2 separate regions of the Homo sapiens genome follow, and region 2 is linked to region 1. Evidence: chromatin loops called from intact Hi-C (ENCODE). Cell type or tissue: ovary. All regions are shown on one strand.

Region 1 (8,000 bases):
CAACCTCTGCCTCCTGGGTTCAAGCAGTTCTCCTGCCTCAGCCTCCTGAGTAGCTGGGATTATAGGTGTGTGCCACCACGCCCTGCTAATTTTTGTATTTTTAGTAGAGACAGGGTTTCACCGTGTCAGTCAGGCTGATCTTGAACTCCTGACCTCATGATCCGCCCGCCTCAGCATTCTAAAGTGCTGGGATTACAGTCGTGAACCACCACACCCGGCTGGGCTTGATTTTTATAGAGGTGTAGATTTAAGGAGATTTTAGTGATGATGGCACAGTTCTCTGTTTTGATTGCCATGATGGTTTCTTGAACACATACGATAAAATGGCATAGAACTATACACACATATTGTACCCATGACAGTTTCTTCATTTGGATATTGTACTAGTTATCTAAGATACCAACATTGGCAGAAACTGAGTGATGGATACACAGAACCTCTCTGTACGTTTTTTGCAATTTCATATGCATCTATTGTTATTTCAAAATAAAGTTATTTTTAAAACCTAGAATGAGGACAGGAAATAGTAACACAAATAGAAAAAAAAAAAAGAAATGATATGATGGACAATGCAGATAATGGCATAGCATTAAGCAGGTGTAACCTCTACTGGGCTCCTGACAAATGGTGACATTTAAAACAGGGCAACCACACTGCATCTAATGTGGTGGCCTTCATTAAGATTTTCCAAGAGGAAAATGTTTGCGATTCATGTCACAGACAATAGGCTAATCTCAAAATTAGATACAAAGAACCCCTAGAAATTAGTATTTTAAAAGACAAGTAACCATGGGTACAGAGTATCAACACACAGTTCACAGAGGAGGAAATGCAGGTTGTTGGTTTTTAACCACAGAAAGAGAAGCAACTTCTGCCTCGCAAAAATAAAAAGAAAGGAATGCAAATAAAAACAATAGTGAGGGCTGGGCAGGGTGTCTCACGCCTTTGGGAGGTCAAGGAGCACTTTGGGAGGTCAAGGTGGGCGGATCACCTGAAGTCAGGAGTTCGAGACCAGCCTGACCAACATGGTGAAACCCCGTCTCTACTAAAAATACAAAATTATCTGGGTGTGCTGGCACACACCTGTAGTCCCAGCTACTCGGGAGGCTGAGGCAGGAGAATTGCTTGAACCCAGGAGGCAGAGGTTGCAGTGAGCCGAGATCGCGCCATTGAACTCCAGTCTGGGCAACAAGAGTGAAACTCCATTTCAAAAACAAAACAAAACAAAACAAACAAAAACAGTCACCCAAGCTGAAGTACAGTGATGCAGTCTTGGCTCACCGCAGCCTCTACCTCCCGGGCTCAAGCCATCCTCCCACCTCAGACTCCCAAGTAACTGAGACTACAGGTGTGTGTCACCATGCCTGGCTAATTTTTGTTTCTTTTTTTTTTTTCTTTTTTTTAGATAGAGTCTTGCTGTTGACCAGGCTGGAGTGAAGTGGTGCAATCTCGGCCCACTGCAACCTCCACCTCTTGGGTTCAAGCGATTCTCTTGCCTCAGCCTCCCAAGTAGCTAGGATTGCAGGTGCATGCCACCACGCCCAGCTAATTTTTGTATTTTTAGTACAGATGGGGTTTCACCATGTTGGCCAGGCTGGTCTTGAGCTCCTGACCTCATGATCCACCCACCTTGGCCTCCCAAAGTGCTGGGATTATAGGCATCAGCCACCGCACCTGGCCTTTTTTGTATTTTTTTTAGAGACAAAGTCTCCCTATGTTGCCCAGGCTGCTTTGGAACTCCTGAGCTTAAGCAATCCACCCGCCTCCACCTCCACCTCCCACAGTGCTGGGATTACAGGCATGCACCAGAGATACCATTTATTAACTCTCAGATTACTGAAAATCTGTAAGTTTGGTAACACATTCTGTTGGTGATGCTGGTGGGAGTGCAAATGAGCACATCCCCTGTGAACTGCCTTTCAGCAACGTCTACAAAATGCCTGTGACAGAGGTGGCTAACTCTTCACCAAAAATTTGTCTTGCTCTTCCTCAGTAATACAGTTACAGCTGGCAAGTAGCTCAGCAGCTAAGGGCTTGATATAGTTTGGATGTTTATCACCTCCAAATCTCATGTTGAAATGTGATCCTCAGTGTTTCAGGTAGGGCCTGATGGGAGGTGTTTGGGTCAAGGGAGCGGATCCCTCATGAATGGCTTAGTGCCATCCCCGTGGTAATGAGTGACTTCTTGCTCCGAGTTCACATGAGAGCTAGTTGTTTAAAGAAGCTGGCACCTGCCCTTTCTCTCTCCCGCTCCTGTTCTTGCCATGTGACTTGCCTGTTCTCCCTTTGCCTTCTGCCGTGATTGGAAGCTTCCTGAGGCCCTCACCAGAAATAGATGCAGGCGCTATGCTTTGTATATAGTCTGCAAAGCTATGAGCCAAAATAAACCTCTTTTCTTTATAAATTACCCATTCTCAGGTATTCCTTTATAGCAGTGTGAATGGACTAACACAGAGCTACACCTCTCAGCTTCCCTTGCAGACATTGCTAGTACTCTGCATTAGAATGTGAGTAGAAAAAACGTGGTGTATGTATATGTGTTTGCAAAAAATGGCCACAAGTTTTTCCCCTGCCTACATCGGTTACTTTCACCAAGACTGTGTAGCTCCTCCCATTAAGAGGAGGCATCTATGTCCACTTCCTGAATCTGGGCCGGTCTTGTCGTTTGTTTTGACCAATGTAATGGTATGAGCATGACACAAGCAGAGACCTGAAAAGTACTTGAGCACTGGGGCTCCCCCTGCCACTCTGGGAGCCTGTCTGCCCTGTTGTGAACAAACCCGGGCTAGCCTGTTGGAGGATGAGAGCCCATGTGGAGAGAGGCCCCATCATCTGAGCTATCCTATGCTAGCAGGTAAGGCCACCCTATAGTAGCCAGCCCAGCTGATCCAACAGCTGTACTTATGGCTGCAGAGGCATGAGCACCGTAGCCCAAACCAGAACAGCCCAGCTGTGTCAGGCCAGCTTGCCTACTTGCATTTTAAGCCACTACATGTGAGGATTACTTGTTACACAGCAATGCTGACTGATACAGTGTGCTACTTCTTGGAGAAACTTTTTAAGAACCACGTATTTCTTCACTGTGTTCTCTTTTTACTGTCCTATAGTCATTCCTGAAATAACCCATAGTTCCCAGCCAGTGGGACATCTCATTTTGCAACCAGGCAACAGTGCCAAAATACACTCATCCAGGCTCCTCTTTGGCAAGCGCTGGGGACTGAAAATCAGTGCCCTGGCCTCAAGGAGCTCACCTGCCAGCAAAGACAGACACATGTAAACAACACAATCAAATTACTACTTATTTTTATTACTAATAGATACATTGATTTCAGGTGCTGATCAGTGCAATGAAAATACAGCTGGAAGCTTGTTATGCCTTAAGGAAGTGAGCTTTTGGGAATCAGTTCACGGAGCCACTCCACGCTTTCTTTTTACATTGAAGGAAGAGAGGCCCACACAGAAGTCCCAAAACAGCAGCTCGTGTTTTGCACGGAATCCCATGAATTTCTGTCAGATCATGTCTCATAGAGCATTACTAAAACCAGGACAGAAAGACGCAGAACACTTCCGGGAGTCAGGCAGAGCAGACTGGGATTAGGATTCAGATGTGAACAGAAAGCAGCTGCAAGCTGATGTGGCTCAGCTCAATGCCCAGGTGGGCAGTGGGGGCAGGTGTTGGTGGGGAAGTGAGTTAGAGATGGCCCAGCTCAGCACTGCTGTGTTCTGCAGAGAGTTCAGAGTCCCCTCCCGTGCTTGTCAGAGAGCAGAAGCTTGCTGTCTCCCTGCGGGATTGTGGGATTTGGAGAACAGCCACCCCCATGAATCTCAGGTACAGGATGGTTTAAGAAGCACTGAGGCCAGACACAGTGGCTCTTGCCTGTAATCCTAGCGCTTTGGGAGGCTGAGGTGCAAGGATTGATTTAGCCCAGGGTTTCAAAACCAGCCTGGGCAACATAGTGAGACCCCCCATCAGTACAGAAAATAAAAAATTAGCCAGGCATGGTGGCACACGTCTGTAGTCCCCATTTCAGGAGGCTGAGCGATACAAAAAGTAGAAAATTAGCCAGGCGTGGCAGCACAGGCCTGTAGCCCCAGCTGCTTGGGAGGCTGAAGAGGGAGGATTGCTTGAGCTCAGGAGATCCAGGCTGCAGTGAGCTCTGATCACACCACCGCACTCCAGCCTGGGTGACAGAGTGAGACCCTGACTCCAAAAAAAAAAAAAAAAAAAAAAAGAGAAAAACCACTGAAACAGATAGACGAACAGTCTCTTAGCCTCTCAGCAAGAGGAAGCCAGGGAGTACAAACTTCTTAATCCTAAGGAAAAGAAAATGCTACTTAAACTAAATATCAAGAAGAGACAAATTCCCCTGTGCTTAAGAACACGACTTGGAAATGTTCTCTTTTTACCCAGCGTCATAAACAGAATGTGGGCTGGTGATGTGGCCATGTAGATCAGCCTCTCAAAGAATGAATTGTTTTCTTTCTCTTTTTTTTCCTTGTTTTTCACTTCTAAAATACTATGTTTCCTCTTTTGGTTAAATGACAGACTTGCTTTTAAGAAGAGCAGTCAAGGATGTAAAAATAGTGATTTCAAAGAAAGCTGGGAGAGAATCATCATTTACGTGTTTTTGTTTTTTCAATTTGGGAATAAACTCCCAGTGTGGGTGGGGAGTGTCTGGAGCCTGAGAGGGAACCTGGGTGTCTTCGGGAGCCAGTGCAGGGGCTGGTACTTTATTTTATGGGGACCTGTGGCCTGAGATGCGTTTTAGAGGTAACAGTGCCCCCTTCTGGTGCAAATGAATAAAGAGTTGAGGTTTCTGTAAGTATAATTTAGATATCCCCGTGGCAGAGTGGAGCTTTTAAACTCATTGTCTCTGGGGCAGAAATTATGCCTTGGCTGTTCCTCCCTCCAACCCCAGGGAGCCCCCCTGGGTCTCCTTTGAGGCATGCTCCTCTCTGAGGCATATGTGACCACACACACACACACACACACACGCGCGCGCACGCACGCAGCTCAGGGACCTGCAGAATTGCCAGAGATCATTGCAGTGAGTCAGGATTCCTCTGTCTTGACTTGGATCTTCATTCTTCAGCTTGAGCATATCCATGAGATTTTTTTTTAATCTGCAGAAAGCCAGAGTGCTCTGTGGAATCAAGCTGCCTGTGAAAGTGTTTCTTTTCTTTTCTTTTGCCTAAAACAAATTCCAACTAGCTGTCTTGTTTTAGGTAAGTTCCAACTAGCTGACTTCCATCTGGTCAGCTAGTTGTACAGTCATATGTGTACACATCCAGGGGCAGAAACATCTAGGATGTTGGTCCCTGGATGTGCGGGTCCCTGGATATATGTACACATGACCGTCTCTTTTGATGTATGTCAGGATGTGATCAGAATTAACACTTAAACCCCCACGGTCAGTACCACACCCCTTTCTCTGCCCCACTCCAGTCCCCTCAGGGGGTGCAGTTACACTTCCACTCCTGTCCTAGTGAATTCTCCTTGGCCTGGTGACCTGGGAGGGCCTCATTGGAGAACAAGAATATTGGACACTATCATGATCAACACTAGGGGAGAAGGGCCCAGACTCCAGAGCCAGTCAGCCTGGGTTCAAATCCTGTGCCTGAGGCCGGGCGCGGTGGGTCGTGCCTGTGATCCCAACCTTTTGGGAGGCCGAGGCCAGCGCAACACCTGAGGTCAGGAGTTCGAGATCAGCCTGGCCAACATGGTGAAACTCCATCTCTGCTAAAAATACAAAAATTAGCCAGGCATGGTGGCATGTGCCTTTATTCAGGAGGCTGAGGCATGAGAATTGCCTGAACCTGGGAGGCGGAGGTTGCAGTGAGCTGAGATGGTGTCACTGCACTCCAGCCTAGGCGACAGAGTGAGAGTGTCTCAAAACAAAAACAAATCCTGTGTCTGCCATTTGCTGGCGTGTGACCTTGGGCTGTTGATTTAACCTGTTTGGGATTCAATTTTCTCACATAGGGATGATGATCACAATATGTAATTCCTGGGATTTGTGTGACACACAGATGAGTTCCTCTATGCCACGTATTTAGAGCAGCGCTCAGCATAAAGGACTTCATGCACATTAACCATTATTCTAGCTTCTTGGCTTAAGGTATGAAGTTGCCAGATCTTCTCAGCTGTATGATTTCCTCAAGTCAAATCCTGGTTCCCATTGCCTTGAGAAGAGAGGGTGCCTCAGATCCCAGAAAAATCTGTAGGAGTTGGAGTGATCTAACGACAGCAAGGAGAGTGAATTTGGGGCATCACCCAGTTCTCCTTATAATCTTCAGGCCAGTCCTGCTCACTGCTGTCTGACTTTGTAGCCTGATTTTTCCAGATGAAGCTGCTCTTGTTGACCCAGGTCTCCCCCTTCTTCTTTAAGGTATATTGTATCTGTGGGATACAGACATAGTGCAGGACTGAGGCCATGCATTCTCCTTCCTAAGAGCTTCTTACTCCGGGTCTGTGGGTAGATTCCAGGGATTCTCAGACTCTCTCAGAAGTTGTATACAAAATTCTCTGGGCGGCCCGGCACAGTGGCTCACGCCTGTAATCCCAGCACTGTGGGAGGCTGAGGCAGGCGGATCACAAGTCAGGAGTTCGAGACCATCCTGGCCCATATGGTGAAACCCCATCTCTACTAAAAATACAAAATTAGCCGGGCGGGTGCTAATATTTGCTAATATTGGTGGCAGGTGCCTGTATTCCCAGCTATTCGGGAGGCTGAGGCAGGAGAATCGCGCTTGAACCCAGTGAGCCAAGATTGCACCACTGCACTCCAGCCTGGGCAACAGAGCGAGACTGTCTCAAAAAAAGAATTCTTTGTGCATTATATGTATGTTTTTGTAGCTCTACTCCACCGAGTTCAGCCCTTTTTATTGGACAACTTTCCTAGAGGTTAGAGTGCGTCTTTAGTACTTGTTGGGTGATGATGGGACAGAGAGGGGTGTGGAGGGGTTGAGGGATATAAGTTTGTAGCCACTTTCCAATTTTTCATCCTATCGTAGCTTCTCTTAGTAATCCAGAGTTAGCTTTCTAGTGGCTCAGGTGTATAGCTCTGGAATCATCAGTTAATACGTATTCACAGTTAAGGGGAATTTGTAGGGAAAAAAATGCCACATGCTGCTTCCCAGAGCTGAGGATTTTCATCAGCTCTTCTGAATTATTCACACTCCTCGTCCCTTTTTTAATGTAGATAACAAAGAGTTGGTAGCAATATAAGAGTGCGTGTTTGCCTTTTAAGGCTATAGTCAACATATAAAAAGAAAATGATGTGTTCCCTTGAGTACTTACTACTGTCTAGTAAACAGGGGACAGAGGTGCTTAAATAGGAGGAAGTGGGCTGGGCATGGTGGCTCACGCCTGTAATCACAGCACTTTGGGAGGCCGAGGTGGGCGCATCACAAGGTCAAGAGATCGAGACCATCCTGGCCAACATGGTGAGACCCCATCTCTACTAAAAATAAATTAGCCAGGCGTGGTGGCGCCTGCTTGTAGTCCCAGCTACTTGGGAGGCTGAGGCAGGAGAATCGCTTGAACCCGGAAGGCGGAAGTTTGCAGTGAGCGGAGATGGCACCACTGCACTCCAGCCTGATGGCAGAAGGAGACTGTCTCAAAAATAATAATAATAATAATAATAGGAGGAAGTTGGGGAGGCTTCCACCCCATCATCTTGGTCTGTCCTCAGTGGTCTGATGGGATGCAGGACCAGCTGTATAATTTGTGAGGCCTGGTGCAAAATGAAAGGTGGGGCTTCCTTTTTTTAAAGAAATGTGTTAGGAGTTTCAAAATGGTGATAGCAAGCCATTAAACCAAGCACAGGGTCTTCGTCAGCACAAGGCCCTTTAGATCCTGTGTCCCTAAAGCTGGCCCTGGTGAGACATAGGGATGTGGGCCTCTCCCCACATCCTCACACTATTTCAGCCCGCTGGATGTCTTGCCTGCCTTCGTCACACCAGGCACACATCTGCCTTGCCTGCTTTGTGCTTACTGT
Region 2 (8,000 bases), 590 kb before region 1:
TGAAGTCAGCAACCAACCCCTCACCTCATGTGTTCTCAATGAGACCAGCAGGGGCCGGTCTCATTGAAAACATATCACTCTTGCCCTTGGAGTGAACTCTTCCAAATATAATAAAAAGGCAGTATGGTATTTAATATTTGTACAGGAATGGTAACCTACCTCTCCAAATATAATGGTCCTAGCCCTTGATTCTGCCACCAACGATCTGTGTGAACCTGGGCAACTCCATTGACTTTCTGAGCCTAGAGTCCTTCATGGATACTTACACTTATCCTTCCCATCTCATATAGTAGCTGTGAGGGATTCATCAGCAAGTAGTGCAGCCTCTTCCCCTCACTGGATATTCCTGAGAATCACAACGATGTGGTTGTGTCTGAAGTTGCCAGCCTGAGTCTGACCTGGGAGATTTTGAAGATCAGCAGGCCAGTTATAGATGACTAATGCAGTGACTGCGTTACTCCATGGAATTTCAAATCCCCCTGTAACATGCCTTCCAAGAGGTCAAGAGGCCATTTAGTCTCTCTGCTTCCATGCTATTCAGCAAGACTAAAACCCAAAAACCCGCTCCACATTGAAACAACTCTCATCCTCCAAAAGTCCTCCTTTAAGAAATGGAAGAAGAATCACCAACACCAGAGTCAGAAGACCTAGGTGCCAGGCCAAGTCTTAAAAACTAACGATTTGTGGGATCTTGGACAAGACATTATCTCTCCATGGAACTCTGTTTTCTCATCTGTAAAATAAGTGTATTGTCCTGCCTTCTTACAAGTTCAGTTCTGGCTATTGGATTCTTCATCCTAAGATGAAAGGAAGAGAGAAGTCCTCCTGAACTTTAATAAGAGACTCTTGTTGGATGAACCATCTAAAAATGAAACAGCTACAATGTTAACCATCAGTTTTTCAGGGTCTCTGGGAGCCACATAGGGAGCTAAATAAAAGCAAGGAAGTTTCCACTTAAAATACTTCATTGATTTTTAACAAGGAATTTTCCTCTCCCTTTCTCTCTCTCTCCCTCTCTCTCTTTCTCTCTGGTTAGCTTTTAACGTTCATGGAAGCATAGGTTTTAAACGTACCATGGCACAAATGCAAGATGACAGTGATGCAAAATGGTACAAGAGGAACTTATTTTCATAACTGCCTCTCATTCAGGGGCACAGAATGAATCAACACAGCATCATTGCCCAATTATTTCTCCTCCTGAAACTCATTAAGGCTTTCTCAATTCATAATCAATACATTAAAGTCTCTCTGTTTTATAAAACAGTTCATCAATATTTTATGGCTTTAATAATTTATGTTTTATTACAGAAGCAGATGGAAGCCTACAGCACACTTAATCTCTAGAGACAACAGGGAAGAAAGAAAACTTGAGTTGCAGATTCCAGACTTAAATAACCAGCTTTGCTGGGTCCCTGCCTCCAGTGTGAAGCTTTGTGGGGAGGGCTGGTAGCTGGGGGATAGCCCACCTGACCATAAACTTCATGAAGGGAGGGACAAGTTCCAATTATTTTTTGACCCTCTACCTAGTGTCAAATACAGGCTAAGTACTCAACAGGCATTATGTCGTTTAATCTCTCCAAGAGCCATACAAAAACAATAGTATCGTCCCCACAGCACAGATGAAGAAACTGAGACTCAGAGTTAGCAAGTATCTTAGCCAAGTCTACACGGCCAGGATATGGTAGAGCTGGGATTCAGGTTAGGTCATCTCCAGCATCCATGCAGTTAACATCTCTGCTATAACTATGATCAACATCCCCTCTTTTGGAACTATGTATTTATTGAGCACCAACTTTTGTAAGCACTGGGGACGCACAGATGAACTACATGGGCAGGGAGCTCTGACCTCATGGAGCTAACATATGAGTGGGGTTAGACCATAAGCAAGTAATGGTTTTTAAAAATTAAGAGAACTCAGAACTTCCACCAGATCTCATCCAATTCCCCCCTTGCAACAAGGCTCCTGCAGCCCATTTCACTACTCAAGCCATTGCATTCCTTGGCCATCTCAGTTGAGCTCATGTGGCCAAGAGCAAAGACCTGGACCGGAAAGAGGAGAGAAGACTTTCTACCGGACTAGGTTTCAAATAAGTATCCCATCAGGTACATGTTTTGATGAACACTTTCTCCTGGGATTATGTTTCCCAATGCACTCATGAGGGTTCTCCTGAGTGTTTATGTTTTCCCAGAGGCTGTTATTCCCAGGGGAGCTGTGGTTTGCCGCAGACCCAGGACAGCAGCTTCTTTCATAAACGCACAAAGAAACTTCAGTCTGGTGGGAGCATTTTGCTTCAGTTACCAATGTGAAGGCGAATGTACAAAGGCTCATTTCCCTATAGTTTCATAGTCTGCTTATGAATCTGTCTCCCACGTTAATTTCTTAAAACTGAGGCTTATGTTTCAGCCAGTGTTAGACCTCATTCCCTAACACAGTGCTTGACACACAGTAGGTGCTTCATAAATGTTGCATGAATGAATCATTGTTTGAGTTCAAAGTCAGGACTGCCCTTTACTTCATGTGCAAACTTGGGCAAGTTACCCAACCGCTGCGCATCAGCTTCTTCATATGTAAATTGGAGCATAGATAGTGCCTACCTCATAAAGCTCTCATGAGGAATAAATAAATTAATAGGTGGGAAACTCTGAGAAGAATGCATGACACGTGGTGTATACAAAATAAATGATAGTTTCCTCATTTTTACAGGTACATAGTCAAAGGCTGTTTTCATGATGAACATAATTTTTCTATGCATATTTTCCCAGTGGGTATTTGTTCCATTCAGGATATGTTTCTATAGGTATTTTTCATACTAAGTTTTTTTTTTTTTCTGGTAGACGTTTTCCTCTGCGCATCTTTTTTTTCTTTTTTCTTTTTTTTTTTTTTGAGACAAAGTCTCGCTCTGTTGCCCAGGCTGCAGTGCAGTGGCGCGATCTTGGCTCACTGCAACCTTTGCCTCCCGGGTTCACACCATTCTCCTGCCTCAGCCTGCTGAGTAGCTGGGACTACAGGCGCCCGCCACCATGCCTGGCTAATTTTGTTGTATTTTTAGTAGAAACGAGGATTCACCATGTTAGCCAGGATGGTCTCGATCTGACCTCACGATCCGCCCACCTCATGCATCTTTTTTGAGTCGTCATTTCTCCTAGTAAAATTTTTCCTGAAAGGCATTTTTCCTAGAAAGAATATTTCTCCAGTATGTCATCACCCTCCCTCGCTTTTTTGGCAATGATTTTTCCAATGGATACTTTTCCTATTAAATATTTTCACAGTGAACATTTTCATAACGAAAATTCTCCCTAGAGAATATTTTTTTCTTGGGAGGGGGGATTTTTAATAAAAATAATTTCCGATGTATATGTTTTCCAGTGTTTTTTTGCTGGAAAGTATATGTTTCCATGGGATATTTTTTCCAGAATGAAATTTGTCTTCAGTAGCTGTTTTTTTTTCCCCCGAATAGACATTTGTCCTACAAGTTATATGTATTTTCCCCAAGAAATACCATCCATGTTATTAGATTGAATTGTGTATCCTCCTCAGAATTGATGTTTTTCACATTGGACTTCTAACTCCAATGTGACTGTATTTGGAAATAAGGTCTTTAGGAGGTAGTTAGGGTTAAATTAGGTCGTAAGAGTGAGGCTCTGATTCAGTAGGACTGGTGTCCTTATAAGAAAAGAGAAAGAGACACCAGGAATGCCTGCACAGAGAGGAAAGGCCATGTGAGGACACAGTGAGAAGGTGACCATCTGCAAGGCATGGGAAAAGGCCTCAGGAGAAACCCACGCTGCCACGCCTTGAACTTGGACTCCCAGCCTCCAGAACTTGGACAAAATTAATTTCTGTTGCTTAAGCCTCCCAGTCTAGTATTGTGTTATGGCAGCCTGAGCCATCTAATACAACTTCCTGATGTCATATTTTGCAGTCTGGAGCTGAATCAGTGATAACCTCTCTTTTTTAGGCCGCTTTCTGCTGGTCACCCAAAGGCATGCCCTGCTCACCCCACATGGAACACTAAAGGGCTAACTCCACAGAAGCAGAAAGTCTATATTGACCTATGGCTCCTTTTTGTGCTGATGAAAAACTATGCTGTCCTTAATCCAATGTATTTTCCAGCTTGCAGCTCTCCATTACACAAGCCCTGCAAAACCAGCTCAATAATAAGTGTCCTGTTTCCATTAATGCAACCCTGGGGTTGTGCCAAAAAGGATGGCAGAATCGTGGAGATCTCCGGAGTGCAGAGAGGTGGCTTGGGTCCCTTTGCCTGGGTAATCATATTAGGGGAAGGGGTCACACCCGAGGGTTCTCCCCTCCAGGTCCCTTTCAACCAGAGTATGGCTCCCGAGACACGGGTGCATGTTTAGATCCTGTCCACTAGAGGGCTTCCAATGGTGACGGTCATAGCAGCGGAGAAGAGGCACCTTACACATTCAAACAGCAGACTCTGGATAAACTTAATGATTCTAGGTGAGCTTACTGAGAAATGCCAGTCAAAACAGCCTGGAAAAGCCAGAGCCCAAGACTGGATGGTAGAGACCACATTTGAAAGAGCTACTTGATCTTTAGCCTCCAGCATCACATTCTCCAGCTCTTACCTCCACCCAAACCCACCCCTAACACATTGTCTGATGGATTCCATTCCTTCTACACAACTAAACACTAAAAGTCCTTTTATTCTCTTCTTATCTCCATTAAATTTGTTCTCAACAACAAAAATAATCAAAAATTAATTCATACTGAAATTCAAACAACTGATAACAACAAATAATGTTACTCTCTTTCTCCCTCCTCCATTTCCTTTTTTTTTTCTCACACATTTGTTTGAAAGAATCAAAGGCTTATATTAAAGAAATAAATATCTACAGTGTGGGATTTCCAGGATTAGCTAATTGGGGGAGGGATGATTAGCAGGTGGCGAGACATCAGCTGTATGCCTCTCTCTCCCCATCCTGCATCTAGGAAATTAGAGGAGTAAACTTGTATTGTGTGGCATTGAAGTGGTACCCAGTACAGATTCTTCAGTACTGAAGAAGGCATGAAATACTCTTCCCAGTACCCAAGTCAGCACAAGGCATTTAATAGAGTGAAAACTCTGTGAAATCAGATTCGCCATGTGTAGTAGAAGGAATAACACCGCCCTCCCATACCCGACCAGAAGTCCACGTTCTGATCCCCAGAACCTGTAAATATGCTACCTTACATCACAGAGATGAGATGACTCTGGGTGATCCAGGTAGGCCCAACACAATCACAAGGGTCCTTGTAAGAGGAAGACAGGAGGGTCAGAGTCAGACAGAATTGCAAGGCCATGCTGCTGGTTTTGAGGCTGGATTAGGAGCCAAGAAATTCAGGTGGCTTCCAGAAGCTGGAAAGGGCAAGGGACTGGATTGTCCTCCAGAGTGTCCAGAAGGAACACAGTCCTGCTAATACCTTGACTTTAGCTCAGCAAAACCCATTTCAGACTTCTGACCCCCAGAATTGAAAGAGAATCCATTTGTACTATTTAAGCCACTAAATTCACGGCAACTTATTACAGCGGCAATAGGAAATTAACATGCCATGGTCCAAGCCACTGTCATGTGGATGCAGAATTTTTCAATCAGCCCAGAGCTGACCCTTAGATATCCCAGTACAGTGAAGAGTTGATCTTTCAAGATCCAGCTCAGATGCCACCTGCATCATCAGCCTTCTCTGCTGCAATGGGAGGAAGTTAACTCCCCCTCCTCCTGGCCAAAGAAAAGAGGACCAACATGCATGGAGCATAACAACACACTGTAGCAGCATCTTCAGAAATCCTCATTCCATCCCACCACTGCCTGAAGGATATCGCTGTCCTTCAGGTGTGCAGGTATTGCACAGGTGTGGAAATAAGCTCAGAGAGATTACGCAGGTCCAGAAGGCACAGTTAGGGAATGACGCCGTTGGAAGTCCACCCATTCTCTCCTGTTCCTCACCTCCGGCTGTCTCCAGAGCACCCTAGCCACCCTGTGGCATCTGTCACTTCCACCTCACCTCTAAGAACAGTCATGCATCCCTTAACAATGGGGATACACTCTGAGAAATGCATCATTAGGAGATTTCATCATTGTGCGAGCTTCATAAAGCACACTTCCATAAACCCTAAGTGGTCTGGCCTACTACACATCAAAGCTATATGTTGTAGCCTATTGCTGCTAGGCTACAAACCTGCAGAGCATGTGACTGCTCTGAATGCTGTAGGCAGTTGTAAGACGATGGTAAGTATTTGTGTATCTAGCTATATCTGAACATAGAAAGGGGATAGTAAAAACACACTATTATGATCTTATGGGATCAAGATACACAGCCTGTCATTGATGAAATATTATTATGCTGTGCATACCTGTATTTGTATCTATTTCTTGCCTTGAAATGGTAGGTCCTTGAGGGTTCATGCTTGCTTCAACTTGACTCTCCCCAACCCTGGCATCTAGCAGATGCTCACCAGATATCTGTGAAAAGAAAGGGGGTGATAAGCAGAAGGAGTGGGGAAGAAGGAAAGGATAGATGGAGACAGACAGGAAGGAAGGAGAGAGGGAGGGAGGGAGGGGGAAAGGGAAAAGGGAAGAAAGGACAGAATCAAAAGAAGCTTTGGGCATATCCCCTCTTGTCCGTTGTGGCATTTCTCTGGCCTGGCACCATCACTTAGTGCTTGGTACCCACTAATTCTGGTGGGTATGGCCAGTGCTCACCAATATCCATGTGCTCTTCAGGGACACACAGCTAGACTATATTTTCCTTTTGTGGCCACGACACTGAGTTCTGCCAGCAGCATGTGAGCAGAAATGATATGTGCCACTTCTCTTTTTTTTTTTTTTTTTTTTGTGACACGGAGTGTTGCTCTTGTCTACCAGGCTAGAGTGCAATGGTGTGATCTTGGCTCACTGCAACCTCTGCCTCCCGGGTTCAAGCGATTCTCCTGCCTCAGCCTCCTGAGTAGCTGGGATTACAGGCACCTGCCACCATGCCTGGCTAATTTTTTTGTATTTTTAGTAGAGACAGGGTTTCACTATGTTGGCCAGGCTGGTCTTGAACTCCTGACCTCAGGTGATCCACCCACCCCGGCCTCCCAAAGTGCTGGAATTACAGGCATGAGTCACCATGCTTGGCCGATACATGCCACTTCTATGTCTGACCCACACAAACCTCTCATGATCCTTACACTTTTTCTCCAGCTAAACTGAGATGTCTCTGAGGACTTGCAGATGGGAGGAGCCAGGAGGTATAGTAGAAGGAGCCTGGGTTCCTGAGGGACTCTGTGGAACAGAGCCCCTGCCTAGACACACTGGTCTGTGATGAGAGCAAGAAATAACACTTTATTTCAGGAAGCCACCAAAATCTGGAGGGGGTTCACCACAGCAATTTACTGGCCCTCTCTGAGCCTCAATTTTAGGATTAGTAAATGAAGTGATCACGTGATACCTAGGATGCCTTGTCAGTAAAAATTCTGCAGGTCTCTGACTTTCTCCAGAATTTAATCCCAGGTCTCAGGCAATAAAGAAAAACCAAGTGCATTCATCCACCAAGCGGGCTCTTAGTGTTACGTATGTTACTCTCTGAACAGATCCATTTCTTTTAATAATAGAACAGCAGATCCATCCATAACTGGCTCATTTTCGAAACAGGGTTTCGATTGACTGGGCCTCAGAGCATTTGAGTTCCGTAACATAAAATCAGTCAGCAATTGACTGAATTTAACTAATTTCCACTTGTGAGATGGCTCCTGATTTAAGTGCCCTTTCTTATCATTTTCCCCATCACCCAGCCTCTTGCCAGCTGTATACCTACATGAATATTCTACATCTTCCAACACAGCGGGCTCTCCAGGGGACCGTCCACCTGGAAGGAACAAACGCACACGTCTTGATTTCCTCTGTATGGGAAGTTTGGGGCATACCCAGAGGGAACGGCAACTCTTTCCCCAGGCTAAACTTATTCATCCACAGTAATGAAATCTTTCTGAGTTCCCAGGATATTGACTACA

What was found. Hi-C counts contacts between places; a loop is a spot of excess contacts. Peaks named below come from ENCODE experiments on the same cell type or tissue, not always from the same donor. Only the 100,000 strongest peaks of a DNase experiment are listed, where the experiment ranks them.
Region 2: a loop joins it to region 1, with 5 times the contacts of the local background. A loop is called at or near these places in 38 of 110 quality-filtered maps.

What each region holds. Positions count from the first base shown.
Region 1 is chr22:33,516,231-33,524,230 of GRCh38, reverse strand. All of the region lies in intron 6 of LARGE1 (LARGE xylosyl- and glucuronyltransferase 1), which reads left to right. Among named protein-coding and RNA genes, the nearest start is that of MIR4764, 84 kb to the right of the region's middle. In ovary, a CTCF peak has its summit at 4,790 (motif pointing left); a DNase peak (open chromatin) is centred at 4,738; H3K27ac peaks cover 918 bases.
Region 2 is chr22:34,107,794-34,115,793 of GRCh38, reverse strand. The region is part of intron 2 of LINC01643 (long intergenic non-protein coding RNA 1643); the gene reads right to left. Among named protein-coding and RNA genes, the nearest start is that of LINC01643, 94 kb to the right of the region's middle. In ovary, a CTCF peak has its summit at 4,382 (motif pointing right); a DNase peak (open chromatin) is centred at 4,373.